Linked DNA regions of Homo sapiens: region 2 is linked to region 1. The links are chromatin loops, found by intact Hi-C in ENCODE. Cell type or tissue: ascending aorta. All regions are shown on one strand. Each heading gives the region's core, and the rest is flanking DNA. Links, peaks and the distances in the headings are about the cores only. Region 1 overlaps CCDC149 (coiled-coil domain containing 149). Region 2 has its middle 61 kb from the start of SOD3.

What was found. A loop is a pair of places that touch in the nucleus more often than their neighbours do. Peaks named below come from ENCODE experiments on the same cell type or tissue, not always from the same donor. Only the 100,000 strongest peaks of a DNase experiment are listed, where the experiment ranks them.
Region 2: a loop joins it to region 1, with 4 times the contacts of the local background. A loop is called at or near these places in 3 of 110 quality-filtered maps.

Annotation. Positions count from the first base shown.
Region 1 is chr4:24,847,085-24,857,727 of GRCh38, forward strand. CCDC149 (coiled-coil domain containing 149) reads right to left here. Exons shown (of 13, transcript NM_001395273.1): 4 at 5,988-6,095. Among named protein-coding and RNA genes, the nearest start is that of SOD3, 57 kb to the left of the region's middle. RefSeq lists enhancers at 9,348-9,848, 9,849-10,349. In ascending aorta, for the core only: no CTCF peak of the experiment used is centred there; DNase peaks (open chromatin) are centred at 3,767 and 5,267; H3K27ac peaks cover 6,729 bases.
Region 2 is chr4:24,729,523-24,740,165 of GRCh38, forward strand. No RefSeq gene overlaps it. Among named protein-coding and RNA genes, the nearest start is that of SOD3, 61 kb to the right of the region's middle. RefSeq lists an enhancer at 775-1,275. In ascending aorta, for the core only: no CTCF peak of the experiment used is centred there; DNase peaks (open chromatin) are centred at 5,229 and 5,716; H3K27ac peaks cover 4,480 bases.

The DNA of each region.
Region 1 (10,643 bases), core at 818-8,817:
GAGGGCTGACTTTTGGGGATCCATCTGCCACATGCCAGGTGTCTCACCAGGATCATTGTCTCTACTTGGGGGGACACATCTAGTTCACTGGAAATAGCTGATCAATAGAGAGGAAGATCTTAAGATTTCTGGTGGAATTCTTGCACAAGTGGATTCTAAGTCAATATGGGCGCATGTTATGCTAAAGACAACAGCAACACTTACCCTCTGTTAAGTGCTTGCTAGGTGGTATGCACCATGCAACACCCTTTACAAACGATATTGCATGCAAGTCCATCCCTAAATCATTAAATCTCATTGTCCTGTTCTCTTTTCTTCTCAGACTAAGCACTGTCTGATGAAATTACTTACGTATTTTATTTTCTTATTATCTACTCCCCAACTAGAATATCAGTACCATGGGAGCTAGTACCCTGTCTTTCTTATCCTTTGATGTGTCCTCAGCTGCTTTGATGTGTCCTCAGATGCTAGAAAGTTAATTAGCATGTAGGAAGTCCCCAATTATGTGGGGACTAAATGATGTGGTGAATAAATGATTAAACAATTCGATGAGAGGCATTATTATTGCCACTTTACAGATGAGGAAACTGAGGCCTGGAGAGAAAACTGACTTGCCAAAGGCCACAGACAATAACTGGCAGAACGAGAACATAAACCTGGGTCTGACAATCTTAAAAGGTGGACCTCTTGGGCTGCACTACACTGCTCCACTTCACAGAGACAGGCTGGAGCTATCTTTTCCTAGAGTCCAAATATTTCCAAGTTCAGTGACTTCACTTTGGTAACCTGACATTTGTCATGGTACCAGTATTTATCACACAGACATTGGCAAAATGTTACAAGTCAGGCTTCTTTCAAATAGCTGGTTCAGGAGCACACCTCAGGGTATAGTAGTCCCCCTAATCCTTGGTATCAGTTACCTGAGGTCAACCGTGGTCTGGAAATATTAAATGGAAAATCCCAGAAATAAAAAATTCATAAGATTTATATCGTATGCCATTCTGAGTAGCATGATGAAATCTCGTGTCCCAGTCTGTCCCACCTGGCCCTGCTGGAGAGATACAAATCCTTCCTTTGTCCAGGGTCCATGCTGTCTACGCTACCCACCCCTTAGTCACTGAGTAGCCATTTCAGGTATCAGGTCAACTGTCACAGTATTGCAGTGCTTGTGTTTAAGGAACCCTTATTTTACTTAATAATGCCTCGGCCAGGCACGGTGCTAACATCTGTAATCCCAGCACTTTGGGATGCCGAGGTGGGTGGATCATGAGGTCAAGAGATCGAGACCATCCTGGCTAACATGGTAAATCTCCGTCTCTACTAAAACTACAAAAATTAGCTGGGCGTGGTGGCGCGTGCCTGTAGTCCCAGCTACTCAGGAGGCTGAGGCAGGAGAATCGCTTGAACCCGGGAGGCGGAGGTTGCAGTGAGCTGAGATTGCACCACTGTGCTCCAGCCTGGTGACAGAGTGAGACTCCATCTCAAATAAATAAATAAATAAATAAATAAATACAATAAATAATGACCCCAAACACAAGAGCAGTGATGCTGGCAACTTGGACATGCCAAAGAGAAGCCACATACTGCTTCTTTTAAGTGAAAAGGTGAAAGTTCTCGACTTAAGGAAAAAAAAAATCATATGCTGAGGTTGCTAAGATCTGCAATAAGAACCAATCTTCTATCCATGAAATTGTCAAGAAGGAAAGAGAAATCTGTGCTAGTTTTGCTGCCGCACCTCAAACTACAAAAGCTACAGCCACAGTGCATAAGTGCTCAGTGAAGATGGAAAAGGCATTACATTCGTAGGTAGAAGACATGAAGAGAAATGGGCTCTGATTGATGGCAACCGAGAGCTGCACTAACCCAGGTTTCAGGCATCCACTGGGGGTCTTGGGAAGTATCCCCCAGATAAGAAAGGACTGCTGTCTTTGTGATTCCAATGTCCTCTGCTAGTTCTGCTGTTTGACCTACTAATCCTTAAATTCTCCGAGACCCCTTTTTTCCTCCTGATCCCCTTTCCCTGAATCCACTCTTTTCTTAACGCCCAGAAGAGGAAGCAGGCCAACCTCTGCGGCAGACCAAGGGGAGCTGCCACTGTCTCTGTGGCCCCAGCACTGCCTGAGTCTTTCCTCATTCCTTATAGACTGACACTCTGAGAGCCCTGGGCAACGTGCAAAGCTTTTCGAGGGTAATGCGTGGCTTTGTGAGCCCTCCTTTTCCCAGAGGGCTCCTCTAACCTTGTTAATCTTTAAGAACTGTAATTTTTAAGGAAGGGGATGGTATCCAGTAGGTTTCCCTTTTCACATCTCTCATCTGGTTTGGCTTGGAAGTTTGTGTTAGTTTGGGAGCCTAAGAAATTCCTGCGCACTGGACAGAGATAGCAGGAGGTAATCAATCACACAGGCTCCCCCCATCACAGGACGCCCATGTTGGCACAAGAACGCTGCCCCCTGCCCCATGTGAGAGCTAAGCTGCTTGGAAGCCAGGGTGGCAACAAATCTTTCAGGAGGCTATTTGGAAATGCTTTATGGCCCATAGGGTTACAAGGCTCTAGCTGAACAAATGGAAAAATTAGTCTACCCTAAAATATCCAAGGCAAGTAATTTCCTATCACCTTGTTTTTCAAACGTACTTAACATCTAGAATCTGGGCTTCCCAAAATATAGATAAGGGTCATCAGTTAAAATGGCAACTCAGAGATAAAAATCTTCCACTTTAACAGTCACTCATAAAATGACGCCATCAGCCCTGCTGTTTGGCCTCAGAGTTAGGCGTCCAAAAACAGCAATTATTAAGTATTCTTGAATTTAACAGACTTCAACCAGTCAAGGAGCAGGACACTTATCCCTTGTCCCCCAAGGCTCAGCAACTGACCCTCTGCTCTCTCCACAGAAGCTTCTCAAATACATGTATCTGGGGTTAGTCCCCCCTCTGTTGGGACAGTTTGCTTTTCTGGTTCCTTTCTCCAAATTTCTAAACTACTTCTTACTCCACAAAGTACTGATGACAACCAGATGGTAGTTGGTCTGTTTATTTCTTGCATACTTTTTTTTTCTTTTTCTCTTACTCTTCCTTGAATCATTTTGCTCTTCTTTTTGTTCCCTTTATTCATTCATTTCATTCATTCATTTATTCCATTCCATTCCTTCAATAGAGATTATATAATACCTACCTATCAAGAACTAAGAATGCTAATTTATAGGATACAGATGGAAATTCGGCCCTCAAAGAGCTTCCCCTTGGGGCTGTCGGTGCCACGCAAGTGAGAAGCAGAGGGGCAGAGCAGGACATTGCAGGTTGCACAGGACTGACACCTAAGAGCTGGAGAAGGCTGCATTTGACTTATGACCTGGGAGAGGAGCAGAGCTTGCAGGGGAAGTAAAGGGGAAGAGTATTCCAGATTGAGCAAACAGCAGGCACAAAGGTCCTGTGGCCACAGGCAGTGTAGCACAGCAAAGGGGCTGAAATTAGTGCTCCAGGGCTCAAGTAAGGGTGACCAGGAGCAAGGATGTGGCTGCAGAAATGAGTAGGGGTCAGATCATGGGGGCCTAGCACACCATGATCATGGAGGCCTAGGCACCAGGAGGTAGAACTGAATGCAGAAAGTGATGGAAGAGTTGGAGTAGAAAGTGCCATAATTAATTCAAAAAAAATTGAAGGTTTAACTCATTCTCTACCACACAGTCACAGTTACCTGGGAACGGGGGCTTCTGAGGTTCTCAAGAAAGCCTGGTGCCATTATGGAATGAGTAATCTGGCCTCTGGTGGGGGTTGGGGGAAGGATGATCATGACTCACATGAGCCTGAAAATAAACCAGCCCTGTAACTTTAGAGGCAAATGAGAATAAATGGAATCTCTGGGGCTTACTGCAGTTAGACTTTTTTTTTTTTAGGGAGAGAGGCCAGATACTGAAATGGGGAGGTTTGCTGAACAATAGAACATCTTCCCCTGCCCCTTTTGGCAGGCAAATTTCTTTACAGGCCATGAATAGCAGTCACTAAATTCTAAACCTAAGGTGAGAAGACAAAGTTTGATAAATGTGCCCAGGTACTGGAATAAAGACTCAGAGAGCATGCAGATCAGAAAGTTCAGACTGTGACCACCTGTGCTCAGTGTTACACACATAAACATGCTCTCTCACACACACTAACACACTCACACACATGCCCTCCTTTTCTTTTCTTTCTTTTTGAAAGAGATGGGGTCTCATTCTGTCATCCATGCTAGAGTGCACTGGCATGATCATGGTTCTCTGTAGCCTCAACCTTCTGGGCTCAAACAATCCTCCGGCCTCAGCCTCCTGAGTAGCTGGGACTACAAGCGCGTGCCACCACGCCTGGCTGCTCTCTCTTTGTTTCCATGAACTGTCAGTTGCAAACGTCAATTCCTAAAATTCTCATACCTAAAAGGCAAAAGAATTGAAAGTGACCAAAAGATGAGACAGGAGCATATTTAGGAAAGTTGAGGGGAGGAGCAGCTCAGGAAAAAAAAAGAAATAAAATAGAAAAAATATGTTATCAGTCAGTCAAGAAGAGTCACAGATCCAAAAGTCACATCTTAAATATGTTTCAGTATTTCATGGGTTTATAAACTCCTCTAGTATTTTCATGGGCTTAAAGAAAACTATTGCATACATTTTGTTTTATTCTCTAGAAAATCTTGCCCTCCTGCTATCACTTGAGGAAGTGAGTAAGAAGGTCTGTCCTTTAATTATTGACCAAACACCTAGGTTACGGAGTTTAAATCCTTTTAATGATGAATAAAACCACGAGCGGCTGGATTAGCTTGTCCAGTGTTAATCAGAGCCTTTCCTGGACATTCTTTCCCACCTTCTATTTCATGACTAGGAATAGTAAAGCCTAAGTTTTCAAATTTATGTTAAATCCAAGAGGTTAAAAAAATTTAAGGCCAGTTAAGTGGAGAAGAAGCTGTGTAAGGAAGGCTTACTAGATGTTTATATGCCCTCAAGTCAGGACTCTCAAGCCAGCAGTATGCAGCATCCTCTCTGAAGTCTTATTATGGAAGAGCTCTCTGGATGACCCAGGCAATTCTATGCATATTTTAAAGAGTGAGCATTTTTCATAATGGCTCCTTCTAATAACCAACAACTCCCAGCAATGATGAAAGTCACCATCATTTGTCAAGCAATTTGGTAACATCTAAAAACATTTCCCCAAGAACTGCTCCCCTCCAACACACCATACACACACACACACACACACACACACACACACACACACACACACTATAGTCTTCTTGAGTCCACTTTCAAAGCCATCTCTGTTGCAAAAGCCACCTCTGGCAAGGAGTTGGAAATGAATCAATCTTGGCAAAACAGGAAATGATTTGGGAGGACAGAATTAAACTTGGGTAGTTTTTCTTTCCTTTCTCAGTTGTACTTTTGTTCATAGCTTCAGCTGGGAGAGAGAGTGCACACATTTAGTTGGGAGTTTATGAGTTCATATTTTATAATTAACGTTGCCAACAGGGGAGTTTGATTAATACCAAGCAGTGGATTTTGAGCAATGTTCCATACAAATTGCCAAATTTAGCAATAAAATAAATTGGTTATGAGAACATAATTAGTAGGATGACTACTTAAAATTCAAAACCGAATGTGAATAATTCCAAATCATCTGAGCCACAAATCCATTATTTGTATATAAGGGCGAAAGTATAACATTTGGGTTTTATTTTGCCCTCAACCACAGTGTTATTCACCACTAAGTTGAACATAATGAAACTTCCACAATGGGTTGTGGCAATATTTTAGAGCCACTGAGAAACACACATATACATGCATGCACACACACAAAGGGAATGTAAAAAGGTAAGATACGCTAAACTGCGAATTTTCATTATAAATTTAAAAATCTATAACAAACTTTTCAACAAATGCTGCATTACATTTTTCCGATGTGCAATATATAAACCTCGAACGCACAATGTTGCAGCAGAGCTTCTTCCCTGTAAATACTCACAGTACCTTGTTGTCGCCCTGGACTTCTCCAAGCCTTTGCTGAAGTTCTTTAATTTCTTCTCCCAGATGTTTATTTCGGTCCTGAGAATCTCTCAATAGTTGTGCAAGATTAGCCTAGAAATATCAACACATTATGAAATACAATCAGAAATGGAGGAGTGGATGAATGCAGGGCTTCATTGGGCTTGTGGATGCTGGTGTCTAACCCCAGTTGAACCACACAAAGCCCGTTATAGTAAACACATATATGAATGCAGCCAGTGTGTGAATCACACCACTACAATGGCACGCAGGAAAATGAAGTTGGCCATGAACCTCAATTTGGAGATATTCTTTGTTTACAGAATGGCTCACAGAGGGTACTTGAACAAGCAATGGAAGAGTCAGTCTTATTTGCCTTAAACAAAAAAAAATTGTGAGGCTGAGGCAGGAGAATTGCTTGAGCCCGGGAGGCGGAGGTTGCAGTAAGCTGAGATTGTGCCACTGCACTCCAGCCTGGGTGACAGAGCAAGACTCCATTTCAAAAAAAAAAAAAAAAAAAGAGAGAGAGAGAGAATTTATCACTAAAAATCTGGAAAAAGGACATAGAGTTCAATTGTAAAATTTGGGCCAGGCCAACAACATAGAAAAAGTTTCATTTTCTTGTTTGGATAGCTTCTTATTCTTCAAATATATGTTGTCTCATGAGCTTTCGTGTGTGACCTCAATGCCTAGAATTTTGATTACAATTCTAGGGGGCGGCCAGAGAAGAAGTCAGTGACGAGCAACAATCTCTGAAATCAGGATCCAGAAGAAATGCAACAGTTTCCTGGGCTGGTTTTCCCCTTCTTTATTTCCTTATTCTACCTCACATAGTACTAAATAGCCAGGATAATCGCCCTTCATTCCCATCTTCATGACATCATCCTTTCCTTAAGATTTGCCTCCTGTTGGGATCCAGGTCCCTCCGGTCTCCATGGCCAGTCCATCAGCCAGCCTCCCCTTTTGGTGTGGCTCCATCTCACAGCCTCATGGTCCCTTTCCCCAGAGCATGCAGACACCTTTTACCATATCCTCACCCCTTACCCACATTTCCTGAACCTGGGATTCCTGGCCGCCCATCTAGCTACCTATTCCAGTCTTTTACTCACAGTCCTCGCTCACATGGCTTCTTGTTCTCCCATACTATTCTTACTTTGCTAATGGACTTGCCCTAATTCTCACCTGACTTATCACATTCTTACTGAACCTTAGCAGGAAGAGACTGCAAACTACTGAAAGGCAGAGACTCTGCTTTCTGCTTCCTCTGCTTCCATGTGCGTTGTTCCAGACAGTGCTCAGGTACCGACAAGTGTTTTAAAAGCTCATAATGAATAAATGAAGAAAGGAGGGAAGGAAGCAAGTAAGCAATCCAAACAGGCCTCCTGGAAGGGGGGATCATTCAAGGAGAGTCAAACGAGGGATATTAGAGATGATCTTAATATGAAAGAATCCCTTCCTGCTGCAGCTGAAGAAACCCAAATCCAGAGAGGTTAGGGAACTAACCCGACTGGAATGGCTAAATTTCCAAAGACTTCAATGCTAATACTTTGGGGAATATGTAACTATGGTGGGTACTAAAAACAGAATTAAAGGGAAAAGAAGATAACGATTACATGTTGGCTGACCTCCCGTATCCCATTTGTTGGGATATCCTGTTGTCTTACCTACTAGGTCTCCCCACCTCATGCTCACCTCCCTGTGGTCCCCCACACAGACCAGGCATGATCCTATTTCAGTGCCAGGGCCCTATTCTCTCTGTTTAGAATGCTCTCCCTCCAGAGAGCCTCTTGGTTCACTTCCTCACCTCCTTCAGTCTTGCTCAAAGGTCACCGTCTCAACAGGGTCCATCTTAACCGATCGATTTAATACTGAAACCTTCCCCGGTGCTACCTTACCTTTTTTTCTGGAGCACTTGCCATCTGTTATCATTTACTTCATGGTTCATTGCTTACTGTTGACTCCTTGTCTCCCTCTCCTTACTAAAACATAAGTTCCATGAAGGGCAAGGAACTTCGTTGTCTCTACTGACCTCTCCCAAGCACCTAGTAGATGCTCCATAACTATTTTTAAAATAAGAGGCAATAAGCTGAGTGTGGAGGTTGCACTCTCCCTAGGAGAGATCAGGAATAATAAGAGTGTACCAAGACTGAAACCAATGCCTGGCATGGAGACTTGCATAGAAAATCATTCATCCCTGGCTAGCTGCCGTGGCTCACACCTGTAATCCCAGCCCTTCGGGAGGCCGACACGGGTGGATCACCTGAGGTCAGGAGTTCAAGACCAGCCTAGCCAACATGGTGAAACTCTGTCTCTACTAAAAAATACAGAAATTAGCCAGGCATAGTAGCACATGCCTATAGTCCCAGCTACAGTGGAGGCTGAGGTGGGAGAATCCCTTGAACTGGGATGGTGGAGATGGTGGAGGTTTCAGTGAGCTGAGATCATGCCACTGAACTCCAGCCTGGGCAACAAAGAGAGACTCTGTCTCAAAAAAAAAAAAGGAAGAAAAAAGAAAAAAAAGAAAAACATTCATCCCCTTTGGCTGGATTTAATCAAGCCCTGATCTCTACTCACTTATTTGAGAACATTACTCAGTAACTCCATCGAATTTTTCAGCCCCCTATTTGCAAAGCTCCCATCTTGTAATATTTGAGTTCTAATTTTCCCAGATTTCTGTTCTCCTAAGACAAAAATTTAGTGATGGATGAGGAAAATCAAAACCTATTTTGTAGGTAGGAAAGCAAAGAAACATGAGACACTGTGAACAAATGACTGCCTTTGGAAATTTCCCTAAATGGGAGGAATCAGAGAGAAGAGGCTGCATTCTGATCATGCCACTTCCTGGGTTGGGTGACATGACAGGAGTTTCTTAATCTCTTGGGTCTCCCATCTGTAAGACAGAGCTAGCAACACATAGTTATTTGATCTTTAAATAATGAACAAAGAATGCCTACCACAGTGCCTGGCATCATGTGTGGGCTCACTAAAGGTGGGTTACCTCCCTCAACTGTGCCCACTCCGTGGTTGCTACTCCAACGCTCAGTGAACAGAGCTGTGTAAATGCAGCGAAGGCCTCTCCTTGGACACAGCTGACTCCTTTGCAATCCTGCCCCTTTATTGTTGATTATTTGTTCATTCATTTATCTGACAAATATTTATTGGGCACCTGGCATCTGCCTGGCACTGTTTTAGACCTGGAGATACAGCAGCAAACAATACAGACAAAACCCTTGCCCTTAGAAACTGACATCGAATGGGTGACATTACATTAACTACATTATATTACAATAGAATATATAATGAATCCGTGTGCTAGATGATAACATGCTGCAGAGAAAAATAAAGCAGGCAAAGGGAATAGAATGTGTTGGAAGAAAGGGCCGCAGAAGGTTTCACTGAGAAGGCCACATTTACATCAAGACTTGAAAAAGGAGAGAGAGAGCCTTGTAGATATCTTGGAGAAAAAGTCCCAGACAGGGGAAAAGGCAAACAGGCTTCCCTCTCTCCCTCACCCCATCACATCTCAAAACTTCCATTTGAAAGCGCAGCTCAAGGCCACAAGAGCAGGCTGACCACAAGGACTACAGCGAAGTCGAGAGATGACTCAATTCTTGATTTTCGTTTCCTGGTTCCCCCTCTCCATCCACAGCTCTCCTTCCTTAGCTCAAGGTGTCACATGTGGGCGGCCTCTGCCTTTCCTCCACGGAACTCCAGAACATTCCCCAGACATTAGCTCATTGATCCTTTTCCCTGGCAGCAAACATAATCCCTCCCTACCAGATGGAGGGCCAGGCCATTGGGCAGCAGTGACTGTCCCTGGGGAGCAGCGGGAGGAGCAGCCCAGCGCTTGCTCGGTCTGGGAGCTGGCTGCCAACTGCACATTCAGGTGAATCTCAGCATCCCCATCTGGAGAAGATGCAGCAAAATTCACCTAAACCTTCATTTAGCGGAAGAGAGGTCCAAAGAAATGTCTGTAAGGGCAACAATGAAAACGTAAAAAAAGACAAGGGAAAAAAATCTCCAACCTCCCTAAGCTTCCCTTTTTAAATCAATATTTCCTTAGTCTCTGGTGGGCAGGAAGACCCTGACATTCACTGACCAATGTAACTGCAGTGGCTACATTGGTAGCTACTGTATGGGTAAACCAGTACAACTCAATCTGTTGGTGGGAAAAGAGTTCTCTTTTCTCAATCCATACTAGATCAATACTTTTGTAAAATCTAATAAAAATGAGTTACTAGGCAAATAAATTTAAGAAGACAAGAAGATAAAACCCCAAGTGTGTATCATTAGATTCAACAGACATAAAACCATGCTGTCAAATTGCTATAAAAGTTTCTGAACACTTACTCTCAATTTCTGTATGTATCTTGTCATGGACCAGAAACAATTAGGTTGCAGCCTGGCCCTGGTCCTTGGGCCTCACTTTAAAAAGCACTGAGCTCAAATGGTTTTCCTAGGGATATGGAAACTAGAGTAAAGAAGACACTTTATAAAAATCAGTCAATAATTCCAGTGATGGCCAGGACGGAGGGCAGGGCTGCTTTAGGAAACAGTTATTTAGAGACCTAGTGATGTGATTATTGAAAATTATTTACTCTGGAGCCTGGCTGAAAAGAAATCTACTAAGAGCCAGCATTT
Region 2 (10,643 bases), core at 1,517-9,516, 120 kb before region 1:
ACTAATATAATACCTTATGCCTTTCTGGTAGATGAATAAGATGATGATAATGACAATGACGGTGCCCATTTTTTAGTCCCTACTATATGCCAGATGCTTTTCTTGAGCTATCACAAATGAAGAAATCAAAGTGAGTTGAAATAACTCACCCAAAGTCAGAGAGCTAGAAAGCGACAGAGAATGGAGCCAGCTTTCTGGTCCTAATCACTAGAACAAATATTTCTAAGATTTCTCTGGCAATCCGTTTTCTAAGCAGTCTAAAGATGCATTATGGCAAAAATTAGGCAGCCAACTATGTTTTCCAGATGTGGTATCTTATTCTTTGAAAAACGATAGTCCACTGGGCAAGTCATATTTGTGTAAATGTAGTATAATATTTGGAATTAAAAGAAAGAGGAAATCTATTTACTTCCTTTCCAAATTCATTACCACAGCAACTCCAATACCTGTCACCTGGAACTCAAAAACCAAGTTCCATCTGGATGACAGAAGACAAAAGACTATTCCTGCCTTTTTCCGTTGGTTTTGGGTTTGGAGATGTTTGGGTTTTGCACGGGGGAGAGTGATGATAAATGATCCTGAAGCCCGAGCTTTCTCTTTGCATGCAGCCTGGCCCTCAGGAGCATAAGCTAATGTTCCAGAGAGATGAAAAAGAGATAGAGTTTGAGGGCGGCTGCCACCTGTCCCCGTGTAGTACGTGCAATACAGGTGCCATTTATTTCACCTGTCACACGTACACAAATATGTAAACCTCAGGAAAATCAGCTTTCCATCTTTCTCTGAGAAACTTGGTGTGAGCTTTGGAAATTAAAAAAAAAAAAGGTGGGGAGCATCCTTCACATGCTCTTATTTTTAGCTCCTCTCTCCTTTGCAGAATGGCTAACGCCAACTCAAACTATTTCTGCAAAGAGTTGCTGGGGACAAAGTGGAGATGTGGGTAGGCCTCCTTGAGCCAGGCTCTCAGAAGCAGGTGAGATGCAAGATAAAGCAATCGCTTTTCAACCACCTTTGACGTAAGTGCTGGAGATTTCTTCAATTAGCTTAATCCTTTCCTCCTGACATACACTTTACAGGAAAGCAAATGCCATAATTATCCTCCCCCATCCTCTCTAATCCCTGTCTGTGTGGCATGCCGACAGATGCTTTTCTGCTTGCCCGCGCTGCCAGCCTCTTGGAGCCCAGTGCCACAATGAGGCGGGCTGTGTGTGACAGATTGCTAAATCTGGCCTCCTCGAAGCAGGAGACTCGGCGTTCAAGTGGCGCCGGCTGCTCACGCCTCCCTGTGGGGCCGAGGCAGGCCTGGCTTTGGGCAGGCCCAGAAAGTTCTGGAGGGCTGCCTTGTGACTCAGACAATCCCTTGCAGAGATGGCCAGCCCTCCAACACTGACACAGCCCATCACGGGTAGCTTGCTTCGTTTAGGATTTCAATCTGGGACCCTGCCAGGAAAGGCCTTTTTCCACCAGGGAAGAGTGTCCAGCACCCAAATACCATGGCAAGCATGGGGTGTCTGTCACTTGATAGCAACAAGAAAGTTACCTGATCTTATCCCACTGACTAAATGCAACAGCGGCCCATCTGTTGGCAGCCATGTACTCATCTATATATATCTGTTATTTACATCCTTAACACATTATATATTTTTTTTGAGGTCACTATTTTGGATCCAGGAACTGTTATTAGAATTCAGTCCTACCTCTGACTTCCTATGTAACCCTTGAGTCACAGCCTCTGAGCCTCAGTTTCCTCATCTGTATGTTTGTAACCATTTTCTTTTGCAAGATCTTTGTGAAGATTGAGTAATATCATCAATACAATGCAGCTAGTATATAGTGGGTACTTAACAAATGTGATTTATTAATGAGACTAACTATAGCATAGTAACATTACTGCTATTACTAATAATGTATACTTTGCTAGTGCTTTAGTTCATTCTAGTTTTCAAAATAATTTCATATAACATTTCTTTATCTTCTGCAGAGGCAGATATCATATCCCATTTTATTTTTCAGATAAGGTTTGAGATGCTGGAGATCATAGAGATCAGGGGTTTGCATACTATGGCCAGTGGACCAAATCCGACCCACTGTCTGTTTGTGTAAATAAAGTTTTATTGAAACACAACCATGTCCATTCAGTTCTGCATTGTCTGTGGCCACCTTTGCACTGCAAAGGCAGAGTTGAGAAGCATAGGCTTGCAAAACTTAACGTATTTCCTATCTGACTCTTTACAGAAAATGTTTGCTGACCTCTGACATAGATGATAAGTGGTGGAACCAGGAGTGAAATAATGCACCTGTCTATGGATGCCTCAATCTAGGGTTATATCAGGAACATGCCTTCTCTAAATGAAAAAAGCAATGGTGGCAGCAGACAGCAAAATAATTCTGAAATTGTTTTTGTATGTTTTTAATCTACCTAAAATATATTTCTGCATCTCTTAATATAGTGTGCACAGCAGTGTCCCACATCCAGAGCTTAAGGTAGTTCAGAACTTGGGCCCCCAGGCAATGCCCTGAACTAGAGTCCACACATCAAGCTCCTGGCAGAGCCAGGGTGGGAACTGCAGCTTCTGATTCTGGAATAATTTCTCATGAAGGCTTGTTTCTCATCATTATCTCCATACAAATATTTCTTGTTACTTATTCTATGTTCTTCTCGCTCACATTTTCCCCTCTTCCTGAACTCAACTAAGTCTAAGGGCTCTTAGAAGCATCCCAAAGTGTTGCCAAGTGGCCTGGGGTTGCTCTCAGAGGTTCAGAGGTACAAATCCTACAGGCAGAAACACAGCTCTTTTGGCCCTTTCCTGCTTTCTCCCCTCCCCCAATATACCGTATTTCCCAGAAGTCTACTGCGTGCCAAGCCCAATCCTGGATGCTGGGGAGACATCTGCGGAGGACAAGACATGATAAGAAGCACACAGTCTAGTGGGGAAAAGTGGGCCCAGAAAGTAAAGGAGTCACGATAAAATAGGATCAATTATTTGCTAAGGGCATGCAAATTGTTCAGTGGGTCTGGAATGAGAATTTGAAAGAAAACTGTGAGACATGGTTGAAGTTGGAGAAGTACAGAAGGGGAAAGCTCCCTCGGGGCCTTATATCAATGCTAAGGGGTTTGCATTATTTCCTGAAAGGACTAGGGAGTCCTTGAGGATTCAAGACAGGGAGCAACCTCAGCCTGTCCTCACATCTGCAGGGCCTACAGCCTGCTGCCTGCTTCTTGTCTCTTCCCTCCCCAGATTCTCCCGACTTGGGCAGGTGTGTGTTTCCACCATCCTATGTCCAGTCTCCCTCCACATCCCACTCCCAGGGAAACTGCTACCCCTTGACCACACTTCAAGGCCTGGTAGTGTGGACACTAGCAGTGGCTCCACCTTCAGGGGAGGAGTCCTGTGCAGGCCCAGAATTGGCTCAGGGCTGGAATATCAGTAATGCAGGGTCCTGGGTGTCTGCATTCTAATCTGGAACCGTCTGCAGGTGGAGGACCAGATAGGGCTTTGTTGGGAACGTTCCTTTAGCCTGCAGACTCCTTGTTCCATAGGGAGGGGTGCAGCTGAGACCCAAGAGCTCTGAGAGCCAGAGCTGGGCCCTCTATAGTACAGAATCCAGGAATGAAGCCCAAGGCAAAAGATTGTGCCGCTTGCCTCATCAGATCCCTTGAGGCAGGGCCAGTTAAAAGGCGGCTAACGTATTTTATGGGATATCAATGGTGATCTGAAATGGGCAGGAAACAGCGTTGAAAGGAAGAAGACCAATTTGAGAACAATTCAGGGAAAGAAATGGACAGGTGCAGCCGGGCGCAGTGACTCATGCCTGTGGTCCCAGCACTTTGGGAGGCCGAGGTGGGTGGATCACGAGGTCAGGAGTTCAAGACGAGCCTGGCCAAGATGGTGAAATCCCGTCTCTACTAAAAATACAAAAAATTAGCCGGGCGTGGTCGTGGGCACCTGTAATCCCAGCTACTCTGGAGGCTGAGGCAGAGAATTGCTTGAAGCCAGGAGGTAGAGGTTGCAGTGAGCCGAGATTGTGCCACTGCACTCCAGCCTGGGCAACAGAGCTGGACTCTGCTTCAAAAAAAAAAAAAAAAAAAGAAAGAAATGAACAGGTGCAACCCTCCTGGCTGGTGCAGTGGTCTTGCCCCTGTCGTCTGACAACGTTCCATATTGTAGCTGAAGGGGCTGCTGTGTGCAGGCCCAGGGCAGCCTCCAAACACAGAGGATGACAAAGGGGAAATGCAGGGTTCTAACTAAAATGTGTACCTCTGTGTGGAAGTGAGCTCTGAAGGGTGAGTGTGAGTCAACCAGTGAAAGAGGGTGAGATGGCAGGTGAAGGAGAGAGGAGAGTGGCGGGGAAAAGCATTCCAAACAGAAGACTGTCAGGAGGTGAAGACACTGAAATGTCTGCAAATATTCTCTACGGCAGGGGTGAAAGAGGGAGGTGGCAAGTGGCAAAGGTAGGTTCGACCCAGACTGTCTGTGGCATTAGTGCACAGCTGTGTGCGTGTGTGTGTATGTGTGGTGTGTGCACATGTGCACACTTAGGTGGGGAGGAAAGGCACATAGGAGATACATCTCCAAGCAATGCATTTAAAAAGGTTGCACATCTCCCCAGCCAGTCAGAGGACTGTCGGCCTCAATGCTCACTTCCTCTCTTTTGCATGGATGTGTAAAAGTGCAGAAAGAATTCAATCTCAAAGAGATGAAGAGAACATCACAATAACAACAACACACGCATGCCCAAAGCAAAATGAGCAAGAGCTTCAAACAGCTCTTCATCCCACACAGATGAAAGTAATTCGATATTTGACACAACTAAGTATCTAAAATGCAGGCAAGAGTGACATGACTTAGATGCCAATCACGCTGCTTTTAACGAGTTCTTCCATTGTGTTTATGTCTGAGGCCACAGTAGCCCCAGAGGACTCCTGGGTCAGTTATCTATATTTGGAACATTGTGTGTACTCTCTTTGCACAAAGCAGGGCCCACTTCCAGGAAGATATTATGTTTTCCCCATCAATAAAGCTTGATTTTTATGGGTGTTTAAAACCATACTAGCAAAACCCATTGGTATTATGGGTAGGTGTTGAACCAGTTGCAGGATGCAAGTCAGCCATCTTCTATCATCCTCGTGAGCTCAAATGCCCTAAAATATTGCCCTTGAGGTTCTTCCCAGAGAGACCAGCCTTGCCAATTTTGCAGTATTGTTGAAATAAGAAAGAATTTCTGGAAGATTGCAAGGCATTTGGAAAGAACCATGCATTTTCTTGAGGGATGCTGGCTGAGTCTATTTTTAGGCTGCCTTATTGAAAGGCCACTTCTACTTCATCTCCTTACTACAAGTCCTCCTGTTTTCTCTTTTAGTATTCATGTGGTTTCTAATATGGGGTGGTGTAAAACTTAAAATTAAGGTCTAATATTATCTGTACCTTGACATCCGGTAATATTGGGAGGGTCTCAAATGCCTAATCACAAGTTCCCATTCCCACTCTAGAGTCCCACAGAGTCCCGTGGCCAAAGGACCCTTCTTGTTAAATGAGCCAGGTGTAGCTCTTGCTTATCCCTGAGTAGCCAGTTTCAGTTCTCTGCTAGTCTGCAGAATTATCTAAACAAGCCAATCTATCCTCTCGTGGGAACCAAGGAGGACCCCACCCTCTTGATACTACACAACCTGCCTTCCACAACCTCTTATGGTTCACTCTGCTCTCAATTGCACCCCCCCGTGTGGCCCTGCATGGTGCAGCAATTCTTCTCTTTGGGTGTGAGTATATGTCACTAGTAAACTGCTGCTGATCTCAGCTGTCCAGTGTTAGGCGTCTCATGTTCAGCTATTCCTATAGCCCTAGGGAGAGAATCTCCTTGTCATCAATGGGCTAAATAGAAGGTGGTTAAAATAATGGGAGGTAGACAAACCCTGGCTTCAAACCCCTGTCCTTCCCAGGTTTTAGCTGTGTGACCTGGGAAATTGTTTAACTTCTCTCAGCTTGAGTTCCCTCAACTGTAGAGCAGCATTTGCTTTATGAGTTTTTTGGGAAAATTAAATGGGATCATTTACTCAGTTAATCTTTTTTTGTTTGTTTGTTTGAGATGGAGTTTTGCTCTTGTTGCCCAGGCTGGAGTACAGTGGTGTGATCTCAGTTCATTGCAACCTCCGCCTCCTGGGTTCAAGAGATTCTCCTGCCTCAGCCTCCTGAGTAGCTGGGATTACAGGCACACACCACCATACCCAGCTAATTTTTGTATTTTTAGTAGAGATGGGGTTTCACTATGTTGGCTAGGCTGGTTTCGAACTCCTTACCTCAAGTGATCTGCCCACCTCAGCCTCCCAAAGTTCTAGGATTACAGGCATGAGCCACCAAGCCTGGCCTTACTCAGTAAATCTTTACTGAGGCCTTCCTAGGTGCCAGGAACAGGGACTGTAGCAAAAACTGCATGCTGGGTTTTTGTCCACAAAGAACTAATATTCTAATGGAGGGCATAAACAACACACATTTAAAAATTAACGAGAGGGTTACAAACAGGTGCAGTGCTATGAAGAAAAAAATGCATCAAATAACAAGAATGGAATTGCTCATGCTGGGTGGAGGATGGGGGGCAATTTTAGATACGGATAGCATGGAGGGCTCTCTGGATGGTAACGTTAGAGCTGAGACCTGAATGATGAAGAGTCAGCCATTAGAAGATTTTGGAAACAGCTATTGTAGGCTGAAGGAACAGCAAATGCAAATGCCTCCAGTAGGAGGCAGCAGGGCCTGTTGGAGCAAGGCGAGAGAAGTCAGCGTGACAAGTACACGTGAAGAGTGATATGGTTTGGCTCTGTGTCAAACCCAAATCTAATGTTGAATTGTAATCCCCAGTGTTGGGGGAGGGACCTTGTGGGAGGTGATTGGATCATGGGGCAGATTACCCTCTTGCTGTTCTTGAGATAGTGAGTTCTCATGAGATCTGGTTGTTTAAAAGTGTGTGGCGCCTGTAATCCCAGCACTTTGGGAGGCCCAAATGGGCAGATCACGAGGTCAGGAGATCGAGACCACCCTGGCTAACATGGTGAAACCCCGTCTCCACTAAAAATACAAAAAAATTAGCCAGACATGGTGGCAGACGCCTGTAGTCCCAGCTGCTCAGGAGGCTGCTGAGGCAGAAGAATGGTGTGAACCTAGGAGGCAGAGGTTGCAGTGCGCAGAGATAGCACCACTGCACTCCAACCTGGGTGACAGAGTGAGACTGCATCTCAAAAAAAAAAAAAGTGTGTGGCACTTCCCTCTTCACTTTCTCTTCCTCCTGCTCCAGCCATGTAGGACATGCTGGCTTCCCCTTCACCATCTTCCATGATTGTAAGTTTCCTGAGGCCTCCGTAGCCATGCCTTCTGTATGGCCTGTGGAACTGTGAGTCAATTAAACCTCTTTTATCTATACGTTACCCAGTTTCAGGTACTTCTTTATAGCAGTGCAAGAATGGACTAATACAGAAAATTGGTACCACAGAAGTGGGGTATTGCTATAAAGATATGTGAAAATGTGGAAGTGATGTTGGAACTGGGTAATGGGCAGAGGTTGGAATAGTTTGGAAGGCTCAAAAGAAGATAGGAAGATGAGGGAATGTTTTGAACTTCCTAGACTTGTTGAATGGTTGTGACCAAAATGCTGATGGTGATAAGGACAGGGAAGTCCAGGCTGAGGTGGTCTCAGGTGGAGACAAGAAACTTATCGAGAAGTGGAGTAAAGTTCACTCTTGCTATGCATTAGCAAAGAGACTGGCGGCATTGTGACCCTGCTCTAGAGGTCTGTGGAACTTTGAAGTTGAGGGAGATGATTTAGGGTATCTCGCAGAAAAAATTACTAAGCAGCAAAGCATTCAAGATGTGGTCTGGCTGCTTCTAAAAGCCTATGCTCATTTGCATAAACAAAGAAATGACCTGAAACCAGAACTTGTATTTAAAAAGGAAGCAGAACGTAAAAGTTTGGAAAATTCGCAGCCCAACCATGTGGTAGAAAAGAAAAACCCACTTTCTAGGGAGGAATTTAAGGCTGTAGAAATTTGCATAAGTAAAAAAGAGCTGAATGTTAATAGCCAAGAAAATGGGGAAAATGCCTCCAGGGCATTTCAGAGACCTTTGTGGCAGCCCCTCCTTTCACAGGCCTGGAGACCTAGGAGTAAAAAGTGGTTTAGTGGGCCAGGGCCAGGGACTCATGGCTCTGTATACTCTCAGGACATGGTGCTCTGCATCCCACCTGCTCCAGCTCCAGTCATGGCTGGAAGGGGCCAAGGTACAGCTTGGGCTGTTGTTTCAGAGGGCACAAGCCCCAAGGCTTGGTGGCTTCCATGTGGTGTTGGACCTGCAGGTGCACAGAAGGCAAGAGTTGAGATTTGAGAGCCTCCACCTAGATTTCGGAGGATATATGGAAATGCCTGGATGTCCAGGCAGAAGTCTGCTGTAGAGATAGAGCCCTCATGGAGAATCTCTACTCAGGCAGGCATAGGGGAAATGTGGGGTTGGAGCCCCTGCCCAGAGTCCTCACTAGGGTATTGCCTAGTGATGCTGTGAAAAGACGGCCACATTTTGAAATGTCAGAAGGACATGAGATTTGGGAGAGGCTGGGGTGGAATGACTGGAATGATACGGTTTGACTCTGTGCCCCTACCCAAATCACATGGTGAATTGTAATCCCCAGTGTTGAGGGAGGGACCTAGTGGAAGGTGATTGGATCATGGGGGTGGATTTCCCCCTTTCTATTCTCACAATAGTAAGTGAGTTCTCATGAGATCTCATTGTTTAAAAGTGTGTAGCGCTTCCCCCTTTGCTCTCTCTCTCCTGCTGCCATGTGAGGATGTCCTTGCTTCCCATTCACCCTTCTGCCATGATTGTAAGTTTCCTGAGGCCTCCCAGCCATGCTTCCTGTACAGCCTGTGGGACTGTGAGTCAATTAAATCTCTTTTCTTCATAAATTATCTAGTCTCGGGTTATTATTTATAGTAGTGTGAGTATGGACTAATACAAGGAGTATGGCTCATAGGGCCCAGTGTGTGCCTTCCTGAGGAAGCCATCCAAAGTCAAAGCCCTCCCACTGCAACTACTGCAGTGCATTGCTGGAAAATACAAGCTCTGTAATTCTGAAGCAGAAGGGATGCAAAGGGGTGAGCTGGAAGGAAGGCATGATGATTTCTTGGCTGAACCAGTGTCTAAACCAGTGAAAGGTCTGACTGGAGAGCATTTTTAAAGAAATGCTGCTTTTCCAGAGATTAGAACATAAAGACAGCTAGATCAAATTTTGGCAAACAGAGATCCTGTTGGGAACTGTTGCTGTGACTAATTAATAATCCCACTTGAAACTACTACCTCACCTGATGGAAATACCATGCTTCTTCTTCTTCTTTTTTTTTTTTGAGATGGAGTTTTGCTCTTGTTGCCCAGGCTGGAGTGAAGTGGCGCAATCTCAGCTCACTGCAACCTCCGCCTCCTGGGTTCAAGTGGTTCTCCTGCTTCAGCCTCCCAAGTAGATGGGATCAAAGGCATGTGCCACCATGCCTGGCTAATTTTGTATTTTTAATAGAGACAGGGTTTCTCCATGTTGGTTGGGCTGGTCTCGAATTCCTGACCTCAGGTGATCCACCTGCCTCAGCCTCCCAAAGTGCTGGGATTACAGGTGTGAGCCACTGTGCCTGGCCTGAAATGCCATGCCTCTAATAGTTATTTTTAAAGTTCTATAAGAGTTCAATTTCTTCAGTTGGGCATCATATCTCCCTGGATTTGCACCCAATCTCCATTACTTTCTAGGTACACAGAGCTTGAACCAAGTTCTTAAGAGTATAAGCCTCAGTTTTCTCCTCTATAAAATGGGGATGATGATGATGATGATTATATTAGCAGTACCTATCTTAGAGGGCTTTTGGAAAGATTAATTGAGACAATCCCTGAAAAACTCTAGCATACTACGTGTGACTCTGATAAGAGTCCCCAGTGTTAATAAATATTTTCTAAAATATTGTTTACTATTAATTACTTGTTTTTTCAATACCCCAATTAAAGTTACAAATGGCTTTGGTTTGACTTGATATTCTGAATTATTGTGCTGTTACTAAACGAGCATTTCCATTGTCCATCTGCTCAGTGTTCCTTGATGTTAAGTGGATTTATGCAGATTGTTTTGTGGATGCCATCTTTTAAACTTTCTTTACACTAAAACAATACAGCATTTGTTTTAAAATTAATACAGGTCTGCTGTAGAAATTGTAGAAAATACAGACACATATTCAGAAGATAATAAAAATCATTCATAATTTCACCCAGATCTGTCACTAATGTTTTTCCTTTTAGGCTTTTCTCTATGAATTTTAAAACATAGTTTATATTTTATATGTATTATTTTTATTCTCATGTAAAAGTTGACATATTATAAACATGTGCATCTTATTTAAAAATTCCATAAACATTTTAAATGGCTACATAATAGTCTATTATTTGGATTTATCAGAATTGTCTTAATAGTTTTCTTACTTCTGGCTATTTGGGTTATCTTTTATGATACAATTTTCTATTATGTTATCTATTATGAATAGTGCTGGGATAGCATATGTGGACATCTAACGCCCAGCTCCACAGACATGGGTCTTTAATCAAAGATAATAATTTCTTTGATGACTTTCACAG